Linked DNA regions of Mus musculus: regions 1 and 2 are each linked to region 3. The links are chromatin loops, found by intact Hi-C in ENCODE. Cell type or tissue: left cerebral cortex. All regions are shown on one strand. Links, peaks and the distances in the headings refer to the core of each region. The heading gives the core; the rest is flanking DNA. Region 1 overlaps Zdhhc14 (zinc finger, DHHC domain containing 14). Region 2 overlaps Zdhhc14 (zinc finger, DHHC domain containing 14). Region 3 overlaps Zdhhc14 (zinc finger, DHHC domain containing 14).

The links. Peaks named below come from ENCODE experiments on the same cell type or tissue, not always from the same donor. Only the 100,000 strongest peaks of a DNase experiment are listed, where the experiment ranks them.
Region 1: a loop joins it to region 3, with 1.9 times the contacts of the local background. A loop is called at or near these places in 3 of 42 quality-filtered maps.
Region 2: a loop joins it to region 3, with 1.8 times the contacts of the local background. A loop is called at or near these places in 3 of 42 quality-filtered maps.

Annotation. Positions count from the first base shown.
Region 1 is chr17:5,545,149-5,555,338 of GRCm38, reverse strand. The region is part of intron 1 of Zdhhc14 (zinc finger, DHHC domain containing 14); the gene reads right to left. Among named protein-coding and RNA genes, the nearest start is that of Gm52305, 23 kb to the right of the region's middle. In left cerebral cortex, for the core only: no CTCF peak of the experiment used is centred there; DNase peaks (open chromatin) are centred at 4,064 and 4,656; H3K27ac peaks cover 324 bases.
Region 2 is chr17:5,556,410-5,566,599 of GRCm38, reverse strand. All of the region lies in intron 1 of Zdhhc14 (zinc finger, DHHC domain containing 14), which reads right to left. Among named protein-coding and RNA genes, the nearest start is that of Gm52305, 34 kb to the right of the region's middle. In left cerebral cortex, for the core only: a CTCF peak has its summit at 5,635; a DNase peak (open chromatin) is centred at 5,177.
Region 3 is chr17:5,638,777-5,648,966 of GRCm38, reverse strand. Zdhhc14 (zinc finger, DHHC domain containing 14) reads right to left here. Exons shown (of 9, transcript NM_146073.3): 2 at 904-1,064. Among named protein-coding and RNA genes, the nearest start is that of Gm52305, 120 kb to the right of the region's middle. In left cerebral cortex, for the core only: no CTCF peak of the experiment used is centred there; a DNase peak (open chromatin) is centred at 5,441; H3K27ac peaks cover 1,781 bases.

The sequences.
Region 1 (10,190 bases), core at 982-8,981, 93 kb after region 3:
ACCCAGAGTAAATTGAAAATACAGTGAGTAGAAAATGCATTGGCTGCAGCTAGCCTTCCATCCATTGTGGCTCAGCAGCCCTGAACTCTACAATGTTCAGTATACAGTTTACTGGGGAAGGAAGACATAGCTATGGGAGGGTAAGACAGCTGCCCACATTACATCCACAGTCAGTGTGGTGTAGTGTTTATTTAAATACAGATATATTTAAATACTTGGTCTCCAACTGGTGGAGCTATTTGGGAAGGATTAGGGGATGTGGCCTTGTTGGAGGAGATGTGTCACTGGGGGCCAGCTTTGAGGTTTCAAAAGACTTATTCCATCCCCAGTGTGTCTTTCTCTGCCTTGTAGTTGTGGATCAAGAGGTGAACTCTCAGGTGGTCCTTCACTTTGCCATCATGGACTGTGAAACCATAAGCCAAGCTAAATGCTTTCTTTTAGAATGAATCGCTTTGTTCATGGTGTTTTATCAGAGCAAACAGAAAAGTACCTAAGGCTCCCAGGAAGCAAGGGCAATAAACCTGAAGCCTGCTGCTCTCAGGGGCTCTCTCCTTTTTCTTTACTCCAAGGCCACACCCATGCAAAGGTGCCACCCACATCCTAGGCCACACCCATGCAAAGGTGCCATCCACATTTAGAGGATCTTCCCTCCTCAACTAACCTAATATTAGAAACCCCTTCACAAACATGCCCAAGGTTTTTCTCCTACATGCTTCTAGATTCTATAAAGCAGATAGTCGAGATTAATCCTTGCAGCCATCTCCATTCTGGAAAGGAAGGAAATCGGAGACCCACCAAGTATACTACCCAAAGTCACACAACAAGCAAGTGTCAGAACTGGAATTTAAATGCTAGTGCCTGGGTCCCAGACTGGCCTCAGATCAATAGGAGCTGCCATGCGAGGCTCATCTTACACAGGGTGTCCTGGTTGGAAATCGTGACTGTTGATCTGGAAAGTGAGTGTCTATTGCTTCACTCAGCAATGCTAGGTTTCACTGCCAATGGCGGCCAATGTGGTCAGTGATAGAACCATTCTGCTGTACCCTGGTTCCCATTCACAGCTTTAGCAAAAGCCCACGAACTGGTTTCTTTGTACCCCATGCTCCTCTTTCCCAAATGGACATAAGGCTCATGGGGATGCAGCTGAGCAGAAGGAAGAATTTCAGAACGAGAGTAGGCTGGGCACTGGTGGCTGCAAGGCCACCCTCCACCTTGGCAGTGGGGTCCTAGTCTGGCATCTCGAGAGATGCAGTTCTGTAAGTTGGATCCAAGCTAGCAACAATGAATAACTGCCTCCCTTGGCCCAGGATTCTTCTTCAGGGATTTCGTTGGATACATTTTCCTTAGGGGCGTGGGGAGACCTTTAAATTGTTACTTAAAAAAAAAAAAAACAGGCATGCTGCCAGTGTTGGGGGGGAGGTCCCCAAGAATACACCTGCTGAAAGAGAAGGAACATGGCATCTGCTGGAAGTGGGGGGTTCAGACTCAGCCACCTTGGCAGGAGCAACAATAGCATATTGTCTGGTGTCCCTCGGGGATGCCTTTCTGCTCCAGGATCAAACATCCCTGGGCAAAGAGCCAAGGAAATGATGCGCTGTGAACAATGTTTCCCTTTGGTTCATGGGCATATTTACCTTGCCACCAGCAAACAGGTGCAGTAGAAGCAAAGGGCTCAGGAACCTAGAAGAGGCTTTGCGTGCCAGGGGGGCACTCACGTCTTCCATAGCTGTCAAAAACCAATGCTCTAAGCGCAGACCTGGAGATCTCCAGATCACCTTGGATGACCACGCATGTCTTCTGCTCAGTTCCTACCCCGCTGCAGCAGAGCCCAGAATCAGCTTTAGGCTCATTTCACAGTGATGTCATCAGTAGCTCCCAGAAGACAGAGGGTCAGCATTGTCGGCTAAGGTCAAGGTTAAAGTTTATAGCACTACGTGCTCGGTCCTACACGCCCTTTCTAAATGAACTTGGTCTTCTTATTTCATCTGAGAGTGAAGACTTACACTAACACAGAATAAACTTGCTATACATGTTATATGTTATATATACTTATATAATATACTTAAGCATATAACATAAAATATACTTGTTGAGTAACAAAATCTTCCTGAGAGATAGGCTCAAAGGTAATGCACATTAGAAGAGTCAAAAATACAGTTTGTAGCAGAATTAATTTTGGCTGAAATGGGTTGTTCTTCTAAGAGGCTTCTATAGAGAGGCAGAAGTGTTTTACGTCTGTGTGAAGGACACAGAGAGGCTGAAGTGACCCTGTGAATGGGGCTGAAGGAAGTTTGGAGACAGGGATGCAGGAAACATTTTTACCCAATAGCTCTCTTCTTTTCTGAATAGTAGATGTAGTTCCATTAAAAAAATGAACAAATAAGGCTATTTACAAATTTAAGTAAGACATTTGCTCCATACATCTCTGCAGTTTGCATCTCTGAGGTTGTATTGCTTTCTTGCCTCTGTCTAGGTGTGGAATGCAGCCCCTGAGGGTCCTAGATCTCACATATGCCCTCTGCTTCTCCTGTGAGCCAGTTCTCAGGGGTTCTGGTAAAGGGTGGAGAGGATCCACCCTTGGCTGTTTCCTGTGGTTCGTGAAGCTGTTTACCGAGGGGAGGTTAGATTAAGGCTTGGGAACTGTGAAAACTATCTAAACTACCAAAAACCATCTAAACCAGGCCAGTAAGGGAGCTGTGCGCGGAAAGGAGCTTCCTGACAAATCTAACCTCTTGGGTTTGATCCAGGATCTCTGTGGTGGCAACTGGCCCCTGTAGTCTGTCCTCTGACCTCCACGTGTGTGGGCTGTGTATATTCATGTCCCCACCTCCCCCACAAAAATAAACGATTAAATTGTAACTTACAAATTAAAAAAAATAAAGCCATAGCTTCTTCAATTGTGAATCATGATCCCAGACAGCACTCTGGGGAGGTGGGGTGTCGTAAAATATTGAGCAACCATGCAAGGTTGCTGAAGACCCCAAAACCAAAAACTGATTCAAAGTCAAGTTTGTAAAACAATAGGAGGTGGTGCTTCTGCAAGCAGTGCCTGCGCTGCACGCGGCAGCTCCACTGCAGTGACCTTGCTTCTGAACCCGGCCTGAGCACTTTGCCCTGTGCACACCTTCATGCTCTACAGCACCAACGAATGTTCCAGAAACACCTGGCTACTGCACACCCTAAACTGCAGGGTCCTCTGTGAACGCACTTTCCTGCGCTTATAAAAAACATTATGGTGTAAGAAAAACATAGATTTCCCCCCCCCCCATATTTCTCCACCACCACTCCACAGCATGTGGATTATTTCATGTTAGAATGTCTGATTTTAAAAACTGCTATTTTGAGTTTCATTTCTTAAGCCATTAAATGCATTTCTGCTTGAGATTTGGATGGAATTTCCGATCACTCCCAAAATGTCTCTAAACATACGTCTGCCACTCTGTGTATCGTGAACTTATACAAAACAGTTGTCTAAGCTTTGAGGATCCTCCCCCCCCCACACACCCGCAGTATCAAATATTCAGCTAAGAGATAATTCTCTGTGTAAAAATGAGCAAGCACGCTCATCTTATCAGCATGCAAATCTGCTTCCACGCTAAACAGTAGAATTACACATAGAGCAAAGAACTGCTTTAGAATACTTTCTTCATGATTTATTATAGGATATACCTGTTTTAGACACCCATATACTCAGTTGTCAAATCTTACTTAGATGAACAGGGTCACAGGTGACTAACATTTAAAAGCCCTGCCGTCAGTCAGAGGTGGTGGTACCAGCACAGACAGACAAACATACGGGCAGACTTATTCCTACCAACGCAGATGACAGGTAACTGATACCATGCCCTCTGCCATGCTGCCTGCAGCTCACTGGCCACACTGGCCAAAGGATTGGTTTGACCAACAGATGCAGACAATGGACCATCTGCAGCATCCACAGAGCAACCCTCTCTCCAGTGTTAGGGCTCCCGTCCCTGCCAGAAGGATAGCCTATCAATGTGGCTCCCACAGCCTGCCAATCCAGTGATTAGTAAAGACGGGCAATGGCTCACAGCAAAAGAGCTGGCCTGTGTGGCAAAAGTTGATGTAAACACACATTGTTCTAAGGCACAGAGCTTACTGGATTGTGCCTGATAGAAGCAAAGCTCACTGTCATGCTTCTCAGTTGACCCAATCACAAGACTCCCTGAATGGGTCTAGTATCTTTCTAACTGGCACACCACTGTGGATCTCCTGAAAGCCAGTGGAAAGGCTCAGGTATACCTGTATTATTATCCAACATGCCCTTGCTACCTCTGGCCATAGAGGAGCTAGGAAGTGCCAGTAACTGGTGCACATTGGAGAGTGAGCAGAGGTGATCTCCATTACACTTCATTTAGCAATTTTACCTCGCTCAACATTCTCTGCCAATGAACTCCACATGAAGGAGAAGGTTATCAAGTCCACAGGAGTGTCTGTGAAACATGTGGCTCTGACTGTATGCAGTTAAACACACACACACACACACACAGAGAGAGAGAGAGAGAGAGAGAGAGATGCGCACACACAATAACAGAAAAACTTTCTCCCCTCCTTTTCTTTTTTACACAAAAGGCTGTAACGCACTTGCACATGAACTTGCCAAGAGAGAAATCAGCATAGGAAACTTCCCTTCCTCCCTCCCACGCGGCGCATCTGCCAATCCAACACTTGCAGACGTAGAGCGTGGAGCGGTTATAGCAACTGAGAACAAATAGCCAAATTAACAGAAATCTGGAAATAAGGACAAATATTTGGTGTTCTCTTGGAAGCAGTTTCTGGCTAAATAGGTCTTGCATCTCCTGACCAGAAGCTGTGGGACAGAGCAGGGAGAGAGGACCTGTAAAAAGTCCAGAAAGGCCTGCGCCACCACCTCGCTCCAGTGCGACGGGCTGCTGCATCTGCCTGGCCGGGATGCCCTTCTCTCTGCCTGCCGGAGGCTGTACAAGCCCCCTTCTTCCAGTCAGGCAAAACAAGCCTGGTCACCAAAAAGCGAAAGCCAGGCCACAGGTTGGTTCCCTAGGCAACTCAAAAAAGGCTCAGGACCTTAGAGTGAGAAAAGATCCCAGCATTCCCATTAGCAGTTCCCTCCATTTTCTTATCTTCCCAACAAGCAGTTTGGCTCCCCGGACAGAAGATTCTCTTTGCTGACGGCAGGTTGAGAACTCTGGGTATCTACTGAGGATGTACTGTGTGCCGGATGTTTGGGACAGGGTCCATGGGCGACAGACACTCGGATGAATGTATGTCATCCATCATTTATGACACAGTCATCAAGGAAACTCATACCAATTGTGAATGATAGTGTGAATCATTTAACAAGTATTGATTGGGCAGCACCACACTTGGGTCCAATTTCTGAACACTTAGTAGAGGGGAAAAAACTTGATAATTGTGCCTTTAAGGATATAGCTATGAAAGCAATATGCAAATTTAAAAGGCATGCATTATATTGGATGTCATAGAGATCCAAGGATAAAAATAAAATATGGATAAAGGCATGATGATCATGTTATACACAGGCCAGTCATCCAAGTCTCTGCTGAGAAAGCGATGCTTGGCAAAACCCCTGAATGATGCCAGAGAATAAGCAAATGGAACAGTAGTGTCTAGACCAAGTGGGAGGGTGGAGGCAGATGGCCGGGACCAGATGCCCAGGGGTGAAGTGGGAAGTGAGGCTACCTGGCCACATTAGACTGGCGGTGTCAGAACCTGCCAGCGATGGTGAAGATACTTGTGGTTCTGAGAGAGGAGGTAGCATGGCTTTGAGTCTATTCGATAAGACCTTTCTTAGTGTCCGGCTGAGAGAATGGTAGGCAATGGGGACAGAAGGCAGAGGAGGGGCCCTTCAGGAGGCTACTGGCATGGGGATGGTGGCAGCCACAGAGTGGCAGTATGTCACATCACATCCACATTTGATAGCTCATAGACTAAGGAAGATTGTCAAGGCCAGCACTTCCTGTCTTTGGAAATGGAGTGCGGTGCAATATTCAGTCCTCATAAAGGCAGCATGAAGATGTGCGGCTGCTCATAAAGACACCAGAATTATAGAGCGGGGACAGCAGCCACAGGACGGCCTCCTCACAGGTCTGCCCGGTGACTGGGCCTGGACTTCAGAGAACCCTGGGAGGTACCACAGTCTCCCTGTACAGACAGAAGAATGGGTGCTCTGTCTAAACACAAACTTCAGGGCGACCACAACCAAGAATCGGTATTTGCCAAAGTAGCAAGATACCTATTTCCTCAGACATGCAGGGCTCCACCACCATAAGAAAGCCCAACATTTGCTGCTGTTTCTGTAGACCTCTGGGTGGGTGCTTGGGAGCAAACCCAGGGCCTTGTGCATACTGAGTCTATGGTCTACCAAGACGCTCCCCCCAACCCATCTTTTTGGTTATTTTTTGACTTTATTAATAGGAAGAAGCTCATAGCGAAGTACTTATCCATGGGCATCCCATAATGTCAGGTTTTGGAATGTCCTCCAGGTAACCCCAAGTAAGGTGCTCCCTCTCCCTTGGACTGAGTCTCTATTTGTATAGTATGGCAACAGAGTGATGTTCTGAGTAAACATGGAATTACACATAACTATTTATCAGGGGGTGTGAACTTTGCTCGTTAGTATAAACACACTCCAGAGGCTGCTTAGCCTATGAGAGACCAGAACAGTGCTAAGTTCTTTGCATGGTTTTCTGCTGTTGTCTTTTAAATAACAGAAAGACTCACACAAGGGTATAAAACTAGCTTAAGGAAGTTTCATGGACCCTTCACCCAGTTTCCTCGGAGAACAAACTCTTACCTAAGCTCCATCTATTTAAAACTGTCACATTTTATGAGACAAATATTATCTGCTCCATTTTACAAATAGGAGAGTAAGGTTTGCAGAAGAAAGTTATCCAACTTGCCCTGGGCCACACGTGCATAGAAGAACTGGGAAATCTACACTTTGAGACTTTGATATACTCAGCTTCCATATCTCGCCTCTTGGGGGGTGGCCCAGAAAGCAAGCCACAGAGGGCAGAAGGGTCACCCTGTCCTCTGTATTCTAACACAGATGGCCAGCTGGCATGCTCATTCTCTGTAAAGAATCAAGGCATAAGAAAATATCCCTCAGGCTGGGACTAGTGACATAGAAGCTGAGGCAGGAGAATGACAAGCTCAGAACCTTCCTGGACTCAAGAATAAATTCAAGACCAATCGGGGGCAACTAGTGAGAGCAGAAGAGGTTGGGGATCTAGCTTGCCGGCAGAGTACTTGCCCAACATGATTGGGGACTGTGATACAATCACTGATACAACACCCACAAAAGAAGGAAGACAAGTGGGAGGGTATAGGGGACTTTTGGGATAGCACTGGAAATGTAAATGAAGAAAATACCTAATTAAAAAAAAATAAAGTGGAAAAAAAAAGAAGGAAGACAAAGCAATGCCCTACAAGAAATAAGATGATATGTACAAACATTGTACTGAGGCACTGGTCTGCCAGGTTGGGGGACTGAAAACTCTCTCAGTACCCAGCTGCCATTTCAGAACCCTTGGAGTTACAGGTGGTTTCTTAGGCCCCATTGATGCACATGGCAACAAACTTTACCGAGGTTCCCTGAAGGCAGGTCCTGCACTCTAAAGCCAACTGGGTTAACTAAGTCCTCCTAGCAGGAGGAGTTCTCAAGGGAGTAGTTGGGATTGCCTGGGAGTCACAATAAGGTTCTACAATAATCAAAATAACATTGGCAACTGTGCAGGCCAGGTGGGTGCTTTATACTGCTGTCCTCGTTTAATTCTTCAGGATCTGTATCACTAGCCCATTCTAAAGCTGAGCTAACAGAAGCACAGGTAAGTAAAGAGCCCAGGTCCTGAGTACAGGAATTCTGGCAGTGAGGTTCCTGCTCCTAACCATCACTCACACTGCCTCTCTGAAGACTAAAAAGGACCTACTTGGGTAGGGGTGGGAGTGGGGAATGGAGGGTGCATACTGGAGAGGTGGCTCAATGGTTAAGACCACTTGACTGACTACTGTTGCAGAGGACCTGATTCAGCCAGCAGCTACATCTGGCAGCTTATAACATCTGTAATTCAAGCTCCAACACCTTCTTCTGGCCTCTGTGGACACTGCAACTTACATGCATGCGCGCGCGCGCACACACACACACACACACAATCATAGACATACCACACACATACACCACACCACACCATAAACACACGCCATACACATACCACACATACATACACATACATACAAACACACCACAAATACACACCATACACATACTACACACATATCATACATACACATACATACCACAAACACACACCATACATGTACCATACACATACCATACATACACACACACTACAAACACACATACCACACACAGACAGATACACACACACAAATACACACAAACCACAAACACACACACATACCACACACAAAAAAAAATTTTTTTAAAGGACCTACTGGAAAGTCTTCCAGTTCTAAATTGACATTTCCCTTCCAACAAGGCTCTGATTTAAAGGCTGTGGTTAATTTTCATTATCTTACTATTTAGGCACAAACACCTTGTTTCTAAGAATGGTTCTGGGGGCCCCTGGGAAAAGTGATTTTTTTTTTTAACTCCTACTTTCTTGGACATTGTGGGGAGCCGCCCTCACATTAGCCGTTGCAAGATGGCGCTGACATCCTGTGTTCTAAGTGGTAAACAAATAATCTGCGCATGTGCCAAGGGTAGTTTTCCACTACATGTGCTCTGCCTTCCCCGTGACGACAACTCGGCCGATGGGATGCAGCCAATCAGGGAGTAATACGTCCTAGGCGGAGAATAATTCTCCTTAAAAAGGGACGGGGTTTCGCCATTCTCTCTCTTGCTCTGGCTCTTGCTTCTTGCTCCTAAAGATGTAAGCAATAGAGCTCTTGCGCTCTTGCACTCTTGCGCTCTGGCTCCTAAAGATGTAAGCAATAGAGCTCTTGCTCTTGCACTCTTGCTTTTGCTCTTGCACTCTTGCGCTCTGGCTCCTAAAGATGTAAGCACTAGAGCTCTTGCGCTCTTGCTCTCTTGCACTCTTGCTCCTGAAGATGTAAGCAATAAAGTTTTGCCGCAGAAGATTCCGGTTTGCTGCGTCTTTCCTGGCCGGTCACGCTAACACGTTTAAGAGGACATTAGCAGAAGGGGAGTTTTCTGCAGACAAAGCTTGGTACCTGTGATGGTTTGAATATGTTTGACCCATAGGAAGAGGTACTGTAAGGAGATGTGGTCTTGTTGGAGGAAGTGTGTTACTGTTGGGGTGGGCATTGAGGGTCTCCTCCTATGCTCAGGTTCTATCCAATACATAAGAGACCCACCTCCTAGCTGCCTACAGGATAGTCTTCTCCTGGTTCCCTTCAGAACAAGACCTAGAACTCTCAGCTCCTTCTCCAGTGCCATTCCTGCTTGGAATGCCACTGCCATGCTCCTACCTTGATGATAATAAACTGAACCTCTAAACCTGTAAGCTAGCTGTGATGGTTTATAAATGGTTGGCCCAGAGAGTGGCACTATTAGGAGGTGTAGCCTTGTTGAAGTAGGTGTGTTTCTGTGGGCATGGACCTTAAGACCCTCATTCTAGCTGCCTAGAAGCCAGTATTCTGCTAGCAGCTTTCAGATGAAGATGTAAAACTCTCAGCTTCTCCTGCACCATGCCTGCCTGGATGCTGCCATGTCCCCACCTTGATGATAATGGGCTGAACCTCGGAACTATAAGCCAGCCCTAATTCAATGTTGTCCTTATAAGAGTTGCCTTGGTCATGGTATCTGTTCACAGCCGTAAAACCCTAACTAAGACACTAACCACAATTAAATAATGTCCTTTATAAAAGTTGTCTTAGTCATGGTGTCTTGCCACAGCAATAGAAACCCTAAGATAGTACCCCTCTCCCATGAAGTTTCTCAGGCCCTGATTTCTTTCAATGCCTCTATGTAAATGGCTTGCCTCAGCTCAGTCTGTACCATAAAAAGTCATGCCATGAAGAACTAGAAGAACTTTTTTTTCCCTGGGGAATTCTTTTGGTCTACAGAAACCTCCCACACCTTCACACATTCCTTGTTCTATGTGTGTTTGCTTGCTTGTTGGGCAGCTGCTTGCTGAGATAGTCTCTCTCTCTGTAGCCCTGGCTGGCCTGAAACTTGCTTTGTAGAC
Region 2 (10,190 bases), core at 1,671-9,670, 83 kb after region 3:
GCACTGCAAAGTGCCATTTGGACCTGTCGAAATCACTACTAGTGTTAACACTGAGTCTTGTAAGTTTGTCTCATAACACACCACCCTTGCTGTGATAAGATATTCTGACAAAAGGCAACTTGGGGGAGATGGGGTTTATTCGACTTATAGTTCTAGGTTGCTCTCTGTCACCTGCAGGGAGTTAAGGTGGCTGAGGGGTCATATCCACAGTCAAGAGCACAGAGAAGTTAACCGGAGCCCTGCTTCATGTTTATATTCGCCTGCCTTACAGCCTGCACGGACCTAAAAATGAACCGGTGCTGCCCACATTCTGGGTGGGTCTTCTCACGTCAGCTAACAATCAAGCCAGTTCCCATAGCCACGCCCACAGGCCTGAGTGAACTACACAATTACTTATTAAGACTTGTTTTCTCAGGCTGGAGACCTGGCTCAGTGGTTACCAATGTGTACTGCTCTTGCAAAGGACCCGAGTTCATGAGTTTGGCACCTATCTGGGTGACTCACAACTGCCTGGAACTCCAGTTCTGGGGATCCAATACCTTTGCTTTCCTTGGGCATTGTACACACTGGAACATACCCTGACACAAAGACATATATAAATAAATATGTAAAAAATATATGATACATATATATACTCATATGCTATTCTAATAATATATAATACAATATAAATAATTGTTATAATATATTTATGACAATACAAGTATAATATATAATAATTATAGCACAGTTAATATAAAATAAATATTATAATATAATTATAATATATGATATAAGATATAATTATGTACTATATAGATTATATATATATAAATAAATATAAATTTACACAAAATTAAAATAAATCTTAAGAAGACCCTCCTTCTTGATTATTCTAGGTATTATTATTTGCCAACTGGAAAGCTTGTATGAATCAGCGCCCTCCTCTGCTGCTCATTTGCCTGTAAATAAGCAAATACATTAATATTTCAAGCATGCCGACTCCCTAATTGGCAGATGTTAGACTCTCATTTGCTTCTTTGACCAAAAAGACTGTCAGTATCCTAGCCAGACACATTACTCCATGGCAGTGTCAGACATCTAGAACATTCCACAGATGCCCTGAGACAACTATGTAGAGACTACATCTGGCTGCTCTTTGAAGGGCTGCTTCAAATAATGAAGAGCAGACTTTTAGCTGTGAAACACCCATCTCAGAAAATAAAGTGGAGATCATTAGAGGGAAACCCATGACTTCAATCTCTAGCTTCCATATAGCCATGTGTACATGCAAGTACCACACATATACATACACACCACACAGAACACACACACACATACACACACACTCCCCACTCCCCCACATACATGCACACACCACATACAACAGACACTTCCCATACCCATAAATGCACACATGCATGTAAACACACACACACACACACACACACACACACACACACACATTGTTTTCTAAATAAATGGCGAGACCTAAATTGTGGCTATTTTCGGTTCCAAGTTATCAACAACACCATTCCTACAGACACCAAAGACACTCACAGGAGGGATACTTTCTGGTCCAACGAAAACCAATATTGTACCTGTGCTGTGGCCAAGATAGCATGTGACATTATACCAGCATCACCTATGGCATTCATAAGAGGAAGTGGGAGGTTAGAGAGATGGTTCAATGGTTAAGAGCACAGGCTCTTTTCCCAGAGGACCTGGGTTCAATTCCCACTACCCACATGCAGCTTACAAACATCTTTATATCTGGTCCCAAAGAGATCCTTACTGCGGACACTAGACATGCATACGGTGCACAGACATACATGCAGACAAAACACTTATATATGTAAAATAAGTACATAAATAAAAAAATTTTTAAAACATACACAACGCTGGGCCAGCAGGTGCCATTAAGCAATTCCATCAGTGAAGAAAGTGGAAAGAACTCAGAGGCTTTCAGTAGCAACAGAGAGCATCATCTCTGCTCTCCTAATTGTGTTAGTTCACATTTAAAGATGTTAAAGATGCATTAGAAGGCTTTCGAGAAACCTCTCATCTCTCACTGTGTTCTTCTTCTTTCTTTTATAGATACATTTTTGCAGCTAATCGCCTTCCAAAATTAAAGAGCATGTTTCAATCAAGTCTGGAGAGAAGTAACAGAGAACTGTTCCTGGAAGTGAGGGCAGAGTGCAGCCAAGGGTAGCAAAGATTAAGAGTGTGCCAGCCAAAATTAAGTAGGTGGTGTGCGAAGAGCACATGGGCTATCAGATTTACACTCCTCCTTGGCCCCCTTTCAGTGCTGGGTGGCTGGTGAGCCCCTACAGTGGCTGGAGCTTAGTGGCTCTCTTAAGACTTCGAGGTGATCTTGAGAGTGCAGATGAGCTGAGCTATGGTCAGCAACATTGCAAGGAAGGAAGGAAGGAAGGAAGGAAGGAAGGAAGGAAGGAAGGAAGGAAGGAGAGGGAGGGAGGGAGGGAGGGAGGGAGGGAGGGAGGGAGGGAGGGAGGAAGGAAGAAGACAGACAGACATGGACAGTAACCCCAGAACAACATCCAATATCCTCTAACTGCCATATGACCCACATCCACAGAAACACACACACACACACACAAACACAGAGATGAAATCCTCAACATCACGTGAAATGAACATGGGAACTCAAGCCCCCTGACAGTTGAAGGAGAAGCAGCTTCAGGGCAGCCTAAAAGAACACGGAGAGCAGTTTACAGGAATTGAGAGCTTGACTCTGAGGGAGAAGGGACCTTCGGACTGCCAACCTCTCTGCAGATGGATAACCCGACATTCAGACTTCATACCATTTAAAAATAAATGAGGGATGCATAGACAGGGGATCTTTTGAATCTAAAGAGAACACACAAGAAGAAGGGCTCCCTTTGGGACTCCTATCTGAAGAGTCTTCAGGTACCCAGATCAAGAATACCTACTGTAATCCCAAAGAAGTCCAGCTTTGCTGGGCAGGAGATTTCTGTGGGGGCAGGGGAGAGATGGGACAAAGGTGCTCTGGGATTCCTCTCCTCTGCAGGATCATCACAGAATCTTTGTTAGAAGGGACATGTCCCGTATTCTGTGATGCCAAGCATCTTTCCTCCCAAATTAGGTCATAAAAACGAAGTCCAAGTTTCCTCGACACTACAGGAAATTAAGGTATTACAAGTCCTCTCAAAACGCAGACCAAAACTACAGAATTGTACAAAACATACGGGCCGCTGTGTCTAAACATCAGCAGCTCCGGCTGTCTGCACAAGACTGGCACAAGATCAAGCCAATCAACACAAGACTGGCACAAGATCAAGCCAATCAAAGCTCCAGGATGGAGGAACTCCCACCCCTGAGCTGAGGAACTTTTGGTGGCTTCTGGCTTTCAGGGAGAAAGAGTCAGTTTTCCTTGAGGAGAGATATGGACTCCTGTAGTTGCACATGCTCTAGGGGATAGTTCTATACCATGTGCATACAAGCAACACTTATGGGACTCAGTGGTTTGTTAAGGGAAGAAAAAGCAGAAATAGTTGGGAGGGGGTATGGTGGGAGGCCCTAAGAGGACTTAGAGGTGATAGATATAATCAAAATATGTTGGATCCATAATATATAAAATGCTCAAGGGACAAACAAAAATGGGTTTGAAAATTAGCTTAAGGTCCTGAGTATTTAAAAATAAAAGAATTGTAATTTTGTTAATTTTTGTATCAAAACATTAAAAGTGCACACACACACATACAAACACATACACAGAGGGAGAGAGAAAGGGAGAGGGGGGAGAGAGAGAGACAGAAACAGAGAAAGAGACAGAGAGGAAGAAAAGTCTACCTTATAGACATGATTGACTGGGGATAAAAATGTTTGAATAAAGGTGACAGATCTCGGCTTGTAGAGGAGTGATCTTGTGTCCCCAAAGGATGAGTCCTAATGTCAGTGATTTAAATGGCTCAGGGACACACTCGGGTCTTCTTAGGTAAATCTATTTATGGAAAAATCCTAAATGCATTAAGAAATCAGAAGTGCAGCTGGTAAGCAGCTTTAGTCAAAGTGTGGAACTTTGCCTGAAGGTCAAGCCTGGGAGAAGGAGCTCTGGGTCTCCATCAGCTCGGTCTCAGATTTCAATCACAAGATCTCAATGCTACACAAAAGTGATCCTGCACCAACGGGGGCCATTTCCTGTAGACTCGTCTGGAACACATGGTATCTGAACACTTCGTATTGTCTGCCAGCCTCCGTGCTCATTCAAGACTTCAGCAGGTCCTTCTAGTCTCTTGATCTCATTTCTTCCTCCCCTCAAAAGCATATGTCATCCTCAGTAATTATTATTCAGAAAGGAAGCCTTTCAGAACGTCTAAGAATGAAGATAGTGGTTTCTAAGAATGGAGATGACTGTTTATTTCTGCATGATTTCTTCTATTACCCTAAAGAAATTAATTTGAATTACCTAAGCCAAATGTTCTTACATAATTCTTTTTACTGCATCCCACAATTATTTCCTGTACTATCCAATGGATTCATACATTCATTTATTGACAAATTATGCTTACGTAATAAACACTAAGTACATCAACATTCATTAAATACAGGGCCTACTGTGTCTCTTGTGTTAGGTATTGGGGCTAGCTGCCCATGATCAAGGTCCTAGGAGAACTCTGCTTTCAATGTCAGCGATAAGGTACAGATTTCACTACTCTCCATCTCGGAGAACAACCCACCACCTGGAAAGGGTAAAGGTCATTGCTCTTCTATTTACCGCCTCACACACCTCAAAAACTTGTTACTATTTCTGACATTGATTTGTGCTAAATTTATCACAGGGAGGTGTACCAAGGGTCAGCAGCAGCCAGCAAGGTCACTTTAAAGATGAGTCGGCTCCTTTGGAGTCAAAAGCATGGCACACATATCATAGCCTCAATATCTCACCTAAGCCAGACATCAGGTCGGATCCTGTCCACAAGGGGCTCAGCAACATCTACAGCACAGGCAGACACAATGCTGGGTTTTTCACATCAAAGGTTCTCCCACTCTGGGGAGAAATTCGAAAACAAGCCAAAAAAATTGAAATGTTTTACTATGAATAGATAAGTGATGCTGTAAATTAAAAATAAGAGGAAAGAAAATGTCAATTACAGGCATCGGTTTGAAAGGATCTAACTCAAGATTCCTGTGGGCAGTATATGGGAGCAGAAGCTATTTGCAGTTTGTTCCTCTTTGTGCATCTGTCTTGCTTGGAGAGTATTTGTCAGCTTACATAAGGAAGAACGCTGAAGCCGGGCGTGGTGGCGCACGCCTTTAATCCCAGCACTCAGGAGGCAGAGGCAGGTGGATTTCTGAGTTCGAGGCCAGCTTGGTCTACAAAGTGAGTTCCAGGACAGCCAGGGCTATACAGAGAAACCCTGTCTCGAAAAACAAACAAACAAAAAAAACAAAGCAAAAACAAACAAGCAAACAAACAAACACTGAAATCCAGTTGTCGAAAGGCATCAACAAACTTGCCGGAAATATGTGAGTTTTCTTAGAAGCTGTGTGTGTGTGTGTGTGTGTGTGTGTGTGTGTATGTGCACGTGCATGCAGTATCTGTGGAACCCAGCAGAGGGCATTAGATTCCTTGGAGCTGGAGTTACAGGTGGTATCAGACACCTCGAATGAGCGTGGGGAACCAAAGTCAGATCCTCAACAAGCACAGTAAATGTTCTTAATCACCGAGACCCCTCACCAGCCCTACAGTTCTTTATTAATTCCTAGCTCAACATGTTGCATAGATTCCAAACCAACCCTCTTCAAAACCATGTTTGCTAACATTTATAAATATTTACCCAAGTTGCTACCATATGTGTCTCCAAAGCACAATTAGGTAAGACCAAGACTCTTATGGAAAAATCTGCAAATTAGTTTGGTTTGAGAACTACTATAAATTGATAACTTACTTAATCTCACCTCAGTATCTAGCATAGCCTTCTAATCAGACAGAAAATAGGGCTGTGTCTATAGCGACATCATGTTCATTAATTTCTCATGACCTGCTCGAAGCTGTCAAGAGCTTTGGGTGTTCAAAGCTCAGTTAGTCCTCAAAGCATCTTCGTCATTATGTGTCAGTATGGCCCTCACTTTAAGGTAAGAACATAACTCACAGAAATTACAACAGTTCAAGGTCATAAGCTTAAAAGGCAGGAAGTTCCTGTACAAGTTCCTGTATAGCCTGCCTTCAAAGCCCTTGGCTGCTGGGGTGTAGGCTGACCAGCACAGTGGCTTGCTCAGGTTCCAGACTTTCTGAATGAATTTTACCATCAGTGATGAGTCAGAGGGAAATTAGCGTGTCTTAGTGAGGGTTTCTATTCCTGCACAAACATCATGACCAAGAAGCAAGTTGGGGAGGAAAGGGTTTATTCGGCTTACACTTCCATACTGTTGTTCATCACCAAGGAAGTCAGGACTGGAACTCAAGCAGGTCAGGAAGCAGGAGCTGATGCAGAGGCCATGGAGGGATGTTCTTTACTGGCTTGCTTCCCCTGGCTTGCTCAGTCTGCTCTCTTATAGAACCAAGACTACCAGCCCAGAGATGGTCCCACCCACAAGGGGCCTGAAACCCTTGATCATTAATTGAGGAAATGCCTTACAGCTGGATCTCATGGAGGCATTTCCTCAACTGAAGCTCCTTTTTCTGTGATAACTCCAGCTGCGTTAAGTTGACACAAAACTAGCCAGTGCATAGTGTCATCTGATCCTGCTCAGAGAAAGACTAGTTCATGTCCCCAGACACTGAATCCAACAAGCAAAGTGAATGCCAAGAAGTGGAAGTAGAGACACAATAGAGAGCACACTATCCATGATATATTACACATCTTTCTTTCTCTTCTGTTTTTATCTTATATTCAGGTAAACCTATGATGGGTAGGAAATGAATGTATTTAATGGACCAAAATTTTTCATGAGTCAAGAGTGCTTATCAACCCTGTCAATTCTTTGTCAGCCTAACTGCACACCCCAGGAAATGCATCTTCCTTCACACTGAAGTGTAGCCATCAACCGAGAAACTTCGGTGACAGCCTAAGGCTCAAGTGTCAGGAAATACCAACTATGTTTCAGGTCACTTTCTCGGCTGCCCTGCCTCATTGTCAGTGTGTGGCCTTAGGCAGGCCACTGTACTTCTCTGGGTACCACTTTTCTCCTTTAAAACCAGATGGGCGGGGCTGGAGAGATGGCTCGGTGGTTAAGAGCACTGGCTGTTCTTCCAGAGGACCCTGGTTCAATTCCCAGCACTCATATGGCAGCTCACGACTCTCTGTGCCACCAATTCCAGGGCATCTGACACCCTCACACACACATACAGGCAGGCAAAACAGTAATGAACATAAAATAAAAAATGCGCAAATGGGAATTGGACATCTTGCCTGGTTTTGATTCTGATTAATGCACACACACAGGTGAAGATTTTAATGTCTCCCTTTAATAGTTAATGGGAACTACTAATATACATGAAAATATTTTCATTTTTTAAATATGGTCATGACTTCTAACACAGCTGGAAGAGGGGCTCTGTGAGGAGCTGTCCGCTGTAGCACCTATGATCGAAGCCATAAAATCAAAAGCTTCGTTAAATTCCCCATTTGTCTCTCATTAGTCTCAGCACATAGCCAGATTCCGAGTAGGAACTTAATTTGTCCTCCACGCCCAGGTCCCTTATGATGATCAGGTATCAGGCAACCGAAGGTGACACTGGAGAAGAGGGAGCTGGCATTGAAGGCAGAGACAAACTCCGCACAGGTGGGACACACTGACCGCTGGAGTGAACTGAATACAGAGCGGGGTGGTCATCTGTGACTGTGCAATTGCTATGTTCAATTATACATGCAGTTCCCAACCTTCCTGATGCTGCCCAACCTTTAAACAGTTCCTCATAAGGTGCTGATCATAAAGTTATTTCCATTGCTATTTCATAAAAGTGATTTTGCCACTGTTAGGAATCATAATGTAAATATCTGTGTTTTCCAATGGCCTTAGGTCACCATGAGAGGGTTGTTCAACCCCAAAGGAGTCATGGCCTTCAGTCTGAGAGCCATTCAGAGGAGGCTCTATTTACCCCTTCTACTCCACCATACTTGAGACTTGGCTGCTATTCACTGGTCAGAGACCTGAAGTCCATGATAGAATTAAGCTTAATTTTACACACACACACACACACACACACACACACACACACACACTTTAAGCCCCTAGCATTTGTGGCACCTAGGAACCTAGGACAGGTGTTCAGGAAAGGACCCTATACCACAACCCTTACCACATAAAGGCAGTAGCAATGGTGAGGAAATGAAACAGTCTGGCTTTTTCTTCCTCCTTGACAAATATCCTCCATAACAGACCAGAAAGTCAAACTCTAACCCAGGACTCTGACTCTTAGGCACCACCCATTCACCTCAGGCCAGGCCTTCCTTTCTTCTTGCCCATTTTGCTCCCTGTTAATTTACATGGAAACAGTTCAGCCTGCATGTTCAAATGCCAGTCACCCCTACCCATTCATTACTCCGTGTAGCTTATGTTTAGTGCCAGGGGTAAGGACACCCACACACATACAGCATTCAAAGGCCTGCACCTTTGTATTTAAGGCAAGTCAGGGTTACCTAGACAAGGAGTTTGGGGCAACTGGGTACTCAGAACACTGTCTATAAGAAGAGTGGGGTTTATCCAGCTGCTCCTTGGGCTCCTGCCTTCATTGAGAGAGATGTAGCAATGGGAGGGCCTGAGCAGGGCGGGCCTCCTCTCCTGCCATTCTGGAGTCTGCACAATAAAAACCCAACAGAGTAAACAGTATTGCCTTCAGACCATCTGGATTTATAAATACACTAGTTGTGCACATACATGTGTCCATCTATGTCAATATAAAATTCTAATCTAGCAACTTACCAGGAGATGATACATGGAATCCAGGAGTTTTTTTTTTTAAACAAACAAACAAACAGGAATAGAGGGGTAAGAGAAACATCAGGGCACTCGGAGAGCGCTGTCAGTAGTGACACAAGCAGGAGGACCTGAGGCACTTCATCTACAGAAGAGCTGAGTGGAGCAAAGAGCACCCACAACCCCGGGGTTAGGGTTTGGGGATGGGCAGGTCCTCAGAACTCACTGGCCAGTGCCAGTATAGCCCAATCGATGAGCTCCAGTATCAGTGAGAGACCCTGTCCCCAAAAGTAAGGTAGAGAATGATCCAAAAAAGACACTCCGTGTTGACCTCTGGCCACCATATATTCACACATGCATGCATGTACCCATGCCAGCTGGAACATGTTCATATAACACACAAATACATACACATACACACTCACACACACATATATACACACTCACAGTCAGTCACACACACACATTCACACTCATATACACACTCACTCACTCATTCACACATATCATATATATACACACTTGCACACAAACACACACACACTCATACACATACTACACACACACATACACACTCACACACATAAACACTCACACATATACACACTCACCACACACACAGTCTCACAACACATGTACACATTCACACACATTATACTCTCTCACACACACACACTCACACAGACTCACAGTCACACATACACACATTCACACACACCACAAACATACCCACTCACACACATACACACATACTCACACACACACACACACACACACACACAGAGGATCACAACTCCCCCAATGCTCTGTGGTCACTAGGGTTCACAGAGCCTCTCTTCACTCCCACGCACAGTGCCAGCACTGCTGCACGCCTGCTCATCATCCAAGGTGGCCGAGGGTAGGAAACTAACTGTGAAGGACAGTTGGTCCAAAGGGAGCTGCTGTGTCCTGGCCTCTCTCAGCCAGCACGAAAAGCTCCTTTGCTGCTTCAAAACCAGAAAGTGTTCCGGACGAACAACCATATGGCGTGGGGATGCAGCAGGGGGGAGCTGCAGGCAAGCCAAGGAGCCATGCTGCAGTGTTACTGACACACTTGGGTCTGTTTAGTTAGAATAAACCACGATGGTTCCTATCTTACCAAAGCTGCCACAAGAGGCTTTAGAAGACAGAGGTGAAGTGAACTCTCAGGACCTTTTAGTAGCATTTGTTTATCATGAGTAATTCAGAATTATAAGTCTCAGTGATACAAAGCTATAGTCTTCCCCACCCCTCACAGGACAATGCGTGTGTGTGTGTGTGTGTGTGTG
Region 3 (10,190 bases), core at 1,155-9,154:
TTCCAATTTCCCCACTCCCCATGTTTGTCTGTTCTCTCCCCTGTACATCTCTTTCTCATATTTATTTCTATTCACTTTCTTTTTTTATTAGATATTTTCTTTATATACATTTCAAATGCTATCCCGAAAGTTCCCTATACCCTCCCTCTGCCCTGTTCTCCTACCCACCCACTCCCACTTCTTGGCCCTGGCATTCCCCTGTACTGGGGCATATAAAGTTTGCAATACCAAGGGGCCTCTCTTCCCTGTAATGGCCGACTAGGCCATCTTCCACTACATATGCAGCTAGAGATATGAGCTCTGGAAGTACTGGTTAGTTCATATTGTTGTTCCACCTATAGGGTTGCAGACCCCTTCAGCTCCTTGGGTGCTTTCTCTAGCTTCTCCATTGGGGGCCCTGTATTCCATTTTATAGATGACTGTGAACATCCACTTCTGTATTTGCCAGGCACTGGCATAGCCTCATACGAGACAGCTATATCAGGGTCCCTTCAGCAAAATCTTGCTGGCATATGCAATAGTGTCTGGGTTTGGTGGCTGATTATGGGATGGATCCCCAGGTGGGGCAGTCTTTGGATAGTCCATCCTTTCATCTTAGCTCCAAACTTTGTCTCTGTAACTCCTTTCATGGCTATTTTTTTTTCCCTATTCTAAGGAGGAATGAAGTATCCACCCATTGGTCTTCCCTCTTCTTGATTTTCTTGTGTTTTGCAAATTGTATCTTGGGTCATCCCAACCTTCTACTCAGGTCCTCTCTTATGGCTCCTTCCTTCCCCACCACTCTTCATGCCAGCCAGAGCCCTGCCCCGTTGCCCGCTGCTCAAGCACCTCAGCCTGTCCCCAGCTTTGGAGCTTGGACCGATGGGGAGTGGCCGAAGGCTAAAAGCAGAGCTTCAGTGTTACCTATTTGCCTTTCCAGATCAGCGGCTTCATCAGGAGTGGCTCGAGGGAGGACTCCCGGGTCACTGAAGCTGGTCCGAAGCAGTGTCCCCATCACAAAGAAGAACAGGATGCCACCGACCACGGGGATGGCAGGGGTGATCTTCTCTGCCAGGTACCGACAGCTGCCAGCAGGGTGCAGAGAGAAAGGAGAAATGAATCACAATGTTAGGATCCACAGCCAGATGAGGGAGACTGATTTCTATTTAAACACATCTGTACTGAGAATGTCTGGGCAGGGGAATGAGGCTCGTGTGAGGAGCTTGTCTGACAAGCGTGAGAACGGGAGTTCAGAGCCTCAGCATGCATGCAGTAGCACGCGCGTTTGTAATCCCAGAACTCCTACAGAGAGAAGGGAGACTGAGACAGGAGACTTCCCAGAAGCTCACTGGCCAGGTAGTCAGGCATATTCAGCCCTGAACTAATAAAGGAACCCTGTCTCAAATAAAGTGAGCAGCTTGAAACAAAACCCCAGGCCGTCCTTGTGAGGTCTCCACGCATGCGCCGTGGCATGTGCACATCCAGGCTCGCACTCACATATACCCACAGAAGAGGTGAATTAGAATTTTAAAGAAGAAAGTATAGATTTGGGGTGGTTCTGTAGTGCTGTCTGTGACAACTCCCCCCTCCCACCCACCATGACAGCCCCATAAGAGAGATGCTAGCCAGGCAGAAAAAAAAAAAATCCTGCTTTTATAATCGATGTAGAATGTCTGGAATTTGAATAAATATACACGAGCCCTTTGCATTGTAAACACCCATGGTCCACTGCCCCACCCCTCTCCAGAACCACGGAAGAGGATACAGATTTAGAGACACCTCTATTGGACCCACCAGGGTGAAACAACTCAGGAACCTTTGAGCAGCGTAACATGCATTCACTTGCAAACACTAAAGAATCATCTGTCAGTATTGTGGGGTTTGTCCAAAAGAGGGTAGTGCTATGTCACGGAAATGAACATGCATGGATGTTTCTGGAGGGCAGGGAAGGAGACTCATTGGCTGAGTGACACCAATCCCAGGCTTTCCCAGCAAGCATCTGAATGATCAACTCGTGAGTATAGTTCAGCTCCTGTTACTTCTGAGTTGTTTGTCTTTAAGAGACAGGGCTCCCCAGTCTGGGCTCCAGACCCTGGATCACATTCATCTCCTGTTTCAGGTACCTGGAACACCAGATGCTCATCACTATTCCACCCTTAGTTCTGGGAAACCCTGCTTGATGTTGGACAGTAGAGCATATGCTGCAGGAACGGAGGCAGCAGAGGAGGAGTGACTTGGGCAGACTAAAGTTTGTGCCTGAGACCTAGCACCTGACCCTTGTCCCCTTCCTGTGGTGTAGTGTGGTATGGCTGGGTAGGTCTAAGCACTGGGCTCTTGGCCTGCTGACATGGACCCTTGGCATCACAGAGGTGGCTAGTGGAAGAGGAAAGAGCTAGCTCAATGCCTGGAATTTGGTAAAAGACAAGGTCTTCCATGGCTACCACTGGTCTCTTGTGGCTGCATTAAATGTTGTCATGAGTGTGGAAGAAATACAAATGGCACCATGGATCGAATTGCCTGGTGGGAGAGGACTCTTAGCTGGTCCTCAGAAGCAGAGTCTGGCTGTTTAGCTAGAGAAGAAGGAAGCAAGCTCTGCTGGGAACAAGCTGTGGATGGGGGTGTGGTGCCCATCTGGGTACTAGCATCCCACTGTGGCCTCTGATGGGATTCCCAAGGGATACTGCTAAGAGCTGGCTCTTAAGGGCCACATCACAAGAACCCCTTTGCTAAAGGAGCAAAGGCTTTTCTGAATCTTTTGCACCGAAGAAGCCCAGAGATGCCCCATGGCTTTAAGAAGGTGGTAGGACAGTCCCAGATGTAGTAGTAATGGGGGCTGAATCCCTGCTGGCCATGTGGAGTTGTCTTTAGGAAAGCCACCTGACTAGACACAACACCTGGAGCATTTCTGGTACCTCTGTAACCACCCCTATCAACTGAGGCAGAAACAGAGCAAAGCAAAACCACAACCCAAAACAGTGCTATGTCACGTCCAGCTCGGTTGACATCCAGTTGTGATGTTTCTTCACAGGATTCAAAACAATCAAAACACAGAGCATTGTTATTGTTGTACCAACTCCAGGCAAGCTATGAGCATCCTCAGAGAGTGAACTTGTTAGTGAGAGTGTGAGGATACAAAGGACTTTGCTTTAAAAAAAATCTAAGAAACTCTGACCTTGAGGAGCTCCTGAGTGGGGTGACTGTGCCCCAAAGTTAGCATGTCAGAAACATAATCTCCAAAGTGACTGTCCTGTGACTCGGGGGTTTTGATTAACAAGTCAGTCCAAGGAAATGTTCCTACAAACAGACTGATGCTGCCAGCAGACGTTCCATGCTTCAAGAATGTGTTTACTGTAAAATTGAGTTCCGCCTCGTTTGATTGCCTCTTCAATACAAGAGGCAATACAATTGAATACAAGGAGGCCCCCTTGACCTTGGCTTTTCTGGCTTCCAGAACCGTCAGAAATGAACCTATGCTCTTTGCAAATTATTCAGTCTCCGACATTCTGTAATAGCATCATGAACTTGACAAGAATATCCGTTTGGGAAAAAAACATGCATTCGCATCACAAGAAATGTATTTTCATTTTGGTTGTTATTTGCCGTGCATGAAAGGGCTCTGTGCTTCTCTCCTGAGTGTTCAGGAAAAACTGGCATCATCAATACCTATGAGTGAACTTCCACCTTTCCCAAGACATTTGATTTCGTGATAGTAAGCAGTGAAAAGCTTCAAGTTCAATGTTTAAGGAGAGAGGGACTCTACAACCAAGCAAACAGCAGTCTTCTTATAATCCTGAGAATGCAGAGAGAATCTTTTTCCTGGTATGCAGATCTACTGAGATGCCCCCTCCCCACCCTTTCCTTTGTGTGTGGGCCTGGGGTCCAGGGTCTAGCATGGAACTTATATTTCTACTTGAGACATGAAGATGTCTCATCAGAAATGACTGTTTTCTTGTTAGAGACTGACTATGAAACAACCAACAGAATTTGAGCCCACATGTGTGAGAGGTTCTGGCGGATAATACTTTTTGGGGGGTGTTTTAGTTTTGTTTGTGTTGCTGTGATAAAAATACGCCGACACAAACAACCGAAACAAGAAAGGGTTTATTTGGCTCACAATTGCAGGTTATAGCCAATTGTGATGGGGACAAGAAGGTAGCAGGAATTTGAAACAATTAGTCATATTACGTTCATAGTCAAGAGCAGACAGACACGAATTCATGCATGCTGCTGAGGGGAAGCACACCCACATATAGGGTAGGTCTTCTTGCTTCAATTAATTCAATTAAGAAATCCCTTCCAGGCAACAGGAAGGCCCATGGGCCAATTTAATGTAGACAATGTCTCATCGAGACTCTCTTCCCAATAGAGCCAACATTGTGTCAAAACCAGCCACCACAGGGGGCATGTTTAGCATGTCCATGAGGCACCTAAATTCAATTACTTCAAGTCTAGACCTCGGACTGTGACAGCAGCTGGGGAGTGATAGAGAAGGGACTCAGACTTGATAGCCTTCTTATCATCCAGATGCTGGCTTCATTTCTTTTATTGTCATTTACAAAGCAACCTTGTGTTGTGGTAAGCCATGAAAATGTGCCAGTGTGTGGCCACCAGAAATAAACTATCCATGGTGAGTCCAACCAGAGCAGACCTGTGTTAGAACTTGCCAACGCTGACTGCATGTGTCCATTCCATGAGAGGTTCTTGTTCTTAGGAAACGTGCACTGCATATTCAGGAATAAGGTCTCATGAGATACGCAGTCTTCTTTCAAATAGTTTAGGGAAAGTATGGCATAGGGAGATAAGATGGAATGAATACTTATAGGTGAATTTGGGTGAAAATGGATATATATTATTATTGCAATTTTTATGCTGAGGCCTATAAGCCCCTTTATGTGGGAGATGAGAAGCTGTCCTTCTGCGTGGCTTCCTCGGAGAAGACAAGGAGAGAATATTCCATAGCTCATTGAACTACTGTGTGTCAGGTACACACCGTGTAATCCTTTGCCAGGCACTTTGGGATCAGGTCTTTAAGTCAGCTCAGCTTAATGAGATAGTGGGCACCTGGTGACAGCTGTCCTCTTTCCCAAGGACAGTGCTAAGTTCTCTTGGGAAGTCCCCGTAACCTCTTTATCAAAGCTATAGGATCCCTGCTTCTAAATGATGGCATCTGTGCAAGAGAGACAGCTTTCAACTGAAGTTCAGAAGAAGCTGAGAGCATCTATAGTCCTGGTGATGAAAAGCAGTAAGCAGACTCTGCCTTTGATTGTGACTGTGAACATGGAACTCCAGGAGCAATGAGGCTGGATGGGCCGCTTGCCAACCCATGGCAACTGGCAGCACTGGTTCAACAGCCAAACCACTACGAGCAGCTTAGAAATTCTCAGTCCAAGCTCAGACCTCTCGGAGACAAACAGCCTCTTCACATTCTGAGCAGCAGTGCCCTGAGCTCCACTGAACACCATCTGCGGTGTGTGTAGCCTCCACCTCTGCCTCCGCCTCCGCCTCCGAGGGCCTGGATTTCATACAAGATGATGATACAGCTGCCAGAGACATAAACACCATTTGGAGTCCTATTTCTGTCTCCGGAATTGTGACCTACATACAGCCCAGGGCAGCACAGAGAACAGGAGACAGGCATCTTCGTCTTCATAAAGCTCAATTGGAAAGTGACAGGAGAAGACGGGCTGGGGAGTCGGGGAATGAGACTCTGAAAGCATCCGGGGTTTTTTGGAACATAAAAGATATTAGCTAATTTGGCACCAGACAAAACAAATGCTAAAATGATGAGATGTCTTTACTCCAGTCATGAACAGCATCGAGAGCTGTCTGACTCCTGCTATGATGAGACAGGTGCACAAATAGCTGTGTACAAAGTGTCACCCTGTACACTGTAGAGAAGGAAAGGCCGCCAGGAACAGGTAGAAGGGTGTGGCGTTGCCATGGTATTATGCTGCTCTTTTTTCTGTTCTAGCAGTGATTTTGAATTTTTGGTTGTGAGCCTAGCCTTTAATGGCTGAGCCATCTCTCCAACCCTCTAATAGCAATTTTAATAACTATTCAGGGGAAAATATTTGTGTATGTTTTGATGTTTACACATGAAGAGTGGAACCATCTTCTGGGTGTGATACTATCTGAGACCATGAAATCAGAGGATTTTTGCCATTAAAAGTACATAGCAAGGGGCTATGGAAATAGTTCATGTTGGATTCCCTCAAAACCAGATATAGCTGAGTCACTATAGCACACAACTATAATTCAAGTGGTCCTAAGGTAATAGGGATGTAGAGACAGAAGGAACCCCCATCCTTGAGGCTCACAGGCCAGCTATACTGGCATGTAAGAGACCCTGTCTCAAGCAAGATAGAAGGCAAGGATCAATGCTAGAGATTGCTCGCTGACATCCGCGTGCTTCACATGACAGCATGCATGCCTGCATTCATATACACATCTTATACACACGTCGAAATGATTCTATATAGATTGCCTATATTCATGCACATAAATACACACACACACACACACACACACACACACACACACACACACATCATTCCCATAGAGATAAAATGACTCTCTTTATAACCAGATATAAATTTATTTTTGCCATTGGCTACTGAGATCCTAACTTCACTGACTCTTAATTTCTGTTTAGAGATTGGCTCAATGGAGCAGAATCTGACATAAAGATAATTCCTTCAATGAAAAGCTTGAGACTGATTTCTTCGACATTTCAAATATAAAAACTGGATTTCGTTATTGAGCAACGAGGTCCCTGTTGGTCCACAAGTCAGTTTTTGAGAGAAGATTAACTTTGCTTAAGAGAAACAAAATGCAGCAAGACAATATTAGCCAGGCGCAGCAAATGTTACCACCACGTGACAGAGGGTCCTTTCCATATTAAAATAATTCACCTTTCAAAGGTTCCTATTAAGAGTTTACGACTCCTAACAAGAAATGGACTTCATTTGCTAGTTCTGCTTTGTTCTATGCAGAGAAAGCGTTAGTATAAGAACAAGTGCCTTTTAGGTGCAGACAAGGGGTGTGTGTTTATTATTACGGAGGAACAGGAAGTGGCCTCGATTCACTGATTCTGAACTCGAGTGGGCTTCCAGGTTTGAAAATCACAGAGTTACTTATTTTTTCAAACCTCTGCTCTTCGATCACGATGCATTTCAATAATAAGTAGTTACGACCAACAATACATGAAGTACAATAATCCGAGCCAATGACTCACATGTCTGAAATAATAACAGAGCGGCATCAAGATGAGGTTGGAGGTCGGAAGGGATGTAATAAAAATGATCTTTTCTCCTCTCCATATGAGTCATTGTGAAACAAATGGCTTTCCCCCACCTCCCCTCACAGGCAGGGAACACAAGCATGGCTTGTTTTGTGGTTTGCTGTTTAATCACTATACTTAGAAATACATTTACCACCATCAGGCCTAATAGGCACATTACTGAGAGACAAATAGAGAGAAGAGGATCCAGAACAAACATCCGCTCTGCTTTAGAACAGAAGAAACAAATAGATGTTTCTGTCGTGTGTGTGTGTGTGTGTGTGTGTGTGTGTGTAGGGTGTATTGTATTTCAGTATGTGCAAGTAGGTTTGCACACACATGCATGCTCATGCATGTGCATATATGTACATATGTACATATGTCAACCAGAGGTTGACATTGTGTCTTCCTCAATGGCTCACAATCTTATTTTTTGAAGCAGGGTGTGGAGGCTTAAATAGGTTTGGCCCCATAGACTCACAGATTTGAATGCTTGGTCCATGGGAAGTGACTATTAGGAGTATGGCCTTGTTGGAGTAGGTGTGGCTTTGTTGGAGTAGGTGTGGCTTTGTTGGAGTAGGTGTGGCTTTGTTGGAGTAGGTGTGGCTTTGTTGGAGTAGGTGTAGCCTACTTGGAGTAGGTGGGATCTTGTTGGAGGAAGTGTGTCACTGTGGGGGCAGGCTTTAGCTCTACCCAGTGTGGAATTCAGTCTTCTCCTGCTGCCTTCTGATCAAGATGTAGAACTCTGCTCCTCCAGCACGCTGTCTGCCTACACCCTGCCACACTTCCCACCATGATGACAATGGACTGAACCTCTGAAACTGTAAGCCAGCCCCAGTTAAATGTTTTCTTTTGTAAGAGTTGACTTGGTTATGGTGTCTCTTCACAGCAATAAAACACTTACTAAGGCATGGGGTCTTCTATTGAATTTGATTCTCCCTGATTGGTTAAATTGGCTGGCCAGTGAGCCCTAGGGGTCCTCTATCTCTGCCACACCCCTAATGCTAGGGTAACAAACAGGTATGGAGTGGCTGGTTCTTAAGTAGATATTGGAAATCATGATTGTGAGGGAACAACTTTACAAACTGAGCCATCTCCCCAAGTCCCCAATAGATAATTTTATGAAGTTCCCGGCATTTCTCTGCGATGCCAGTACTGGGACAGATCCATTCTCAGGAGCTAGGTTGATTATTCTAGATGGCCAGAAGAATGGCTGCCAAAAAAAGATGTTTAAATAAGAGGACCCTGGGGACAAAAGAGAAAACCATGAGAGCAGACAGTAGAGAGAGCAGGGTACCGATGAACCCCTTGCGACCCTGCGTGGGCTACACAGGGACTCCCCGAGACCTCCCAAAGCACACCAGTCCAAACCCCAGGCTCCCTCTGTGTCCTAAAGGTCAAGGCGCCCTCATCAAAGAGAGGGAGCCACAAACAACTGGAGATGCAGAGTTTAAATGGGGCCAGCTCAAACCCTGCACCTGTAGCCTTCCTCCCATGGGACGCCTGGCAGGAACAGACCCGCCCATATAGTCTCAGGACACCTGTGGAAAGTGGGGAGGTGCTCTCTGAGCCTTGTATCTGCATACCTTCCAAGCATGCAGAAGGGTCGTTATTTCTCATTTGGGCCTCCTAAACACCCAAAAGATCTACTTATAGATAGCAAGCCTCTATCTCATAGTCTGTGCAGACGGCCCAATTTACTCACCTGCCGTTAAGAATGGCAAGGGACTGTTAGGGGAAATTGTTGTATTTAAATACTTTTGTCAAGTAATTTTGATGTGCATTTAAAATTCTAGGAATCCAGAGGCTTCTGAGTAGTATGTGAATTACAGGAATGGAAGGCATTTTTAATCTGTGTGGTATATGCATGTATGTATAGGTATGATTGTATATGGGCACACGATACTTGTGTGTGTGTGTGGGGGGGTGTGCATGTGTGGGCTCAAGCGTATGGAGGCCCAAGGCTGATGCTGGAATTATCCTGGCTCACTCTTCTACCTTGTTCATTGAGTCGGGATGTCAGGTGGTGTCTCTCAAACCTAGAGCTTCCTGGTATGGCTAGAATCATATGCCTAGCCTCACTAGCCAGCTTGTGAGGGGGAACCCCTGGTCTCTGCCTCCTGAGGCCAGAATTACAGGAAGGCCACCATGTCCTCCCAATGTTTCTGTAGGTGCTGGGGTCTGAACTCTAGTCCTCCCACCTGTATGGTCAATGCTTTAACCACTGAGCCATCAGCCCAGCCTGAAAGCCAGTGTGTGCGTGTGTCTGTCCTGAGCTGGCCCTTTAATGACATAATGTACACCATACATCCTTTACTGCAGTTCTGTCCCCTCCAGATCATACAGGGGTTCTGAACTAACTGGGGACACAGCCTCTGCCACCTCACTCTCAGTGTGCCCTAGCAGTGTACGGATCTGAACATGGTAGCAGGCTGGTGCCCTGTGCTAGGGAGACCTTCCCATGCAGGGCCCGGCCTGGCCCATGTAGTCCTTTGGAATTTTTTTTTTCCTTGCTCTAGACTAAATTCTCAGGTTTGGTTGTCTCTAAACCCCATCTGATATTTAAAAGCGCATTGTTCTGCTCTTGTTTTGGCAACTCTGTAGGGGGCTTTAGCTCTGCTCTGATTCTGTGTCTCATCAACACTGATACCCTGCAAGCTTTAAGAAGGCTTCATCAAGGGAAAATGTGACAACGTGGCCATCACTTGGGGATTTTATTTTACATTGCATGTTCTCATACTTGGAGCCTGGCCTCCTAAATCTGCCTGCCCCAGTGGTGTCTGGGCCTGCGTCTTCTGCCTGTACGATAATCCCAGGAGGGCTGTTGTAAGGTGGCTCATAACTCAGATTCAGGGGCTCGTAGAGGCCACAAAGCCATCTGACTCCTAGCATCCCATTGACTGCATCCTCTCCTCCACCCCCTTGCCCGATT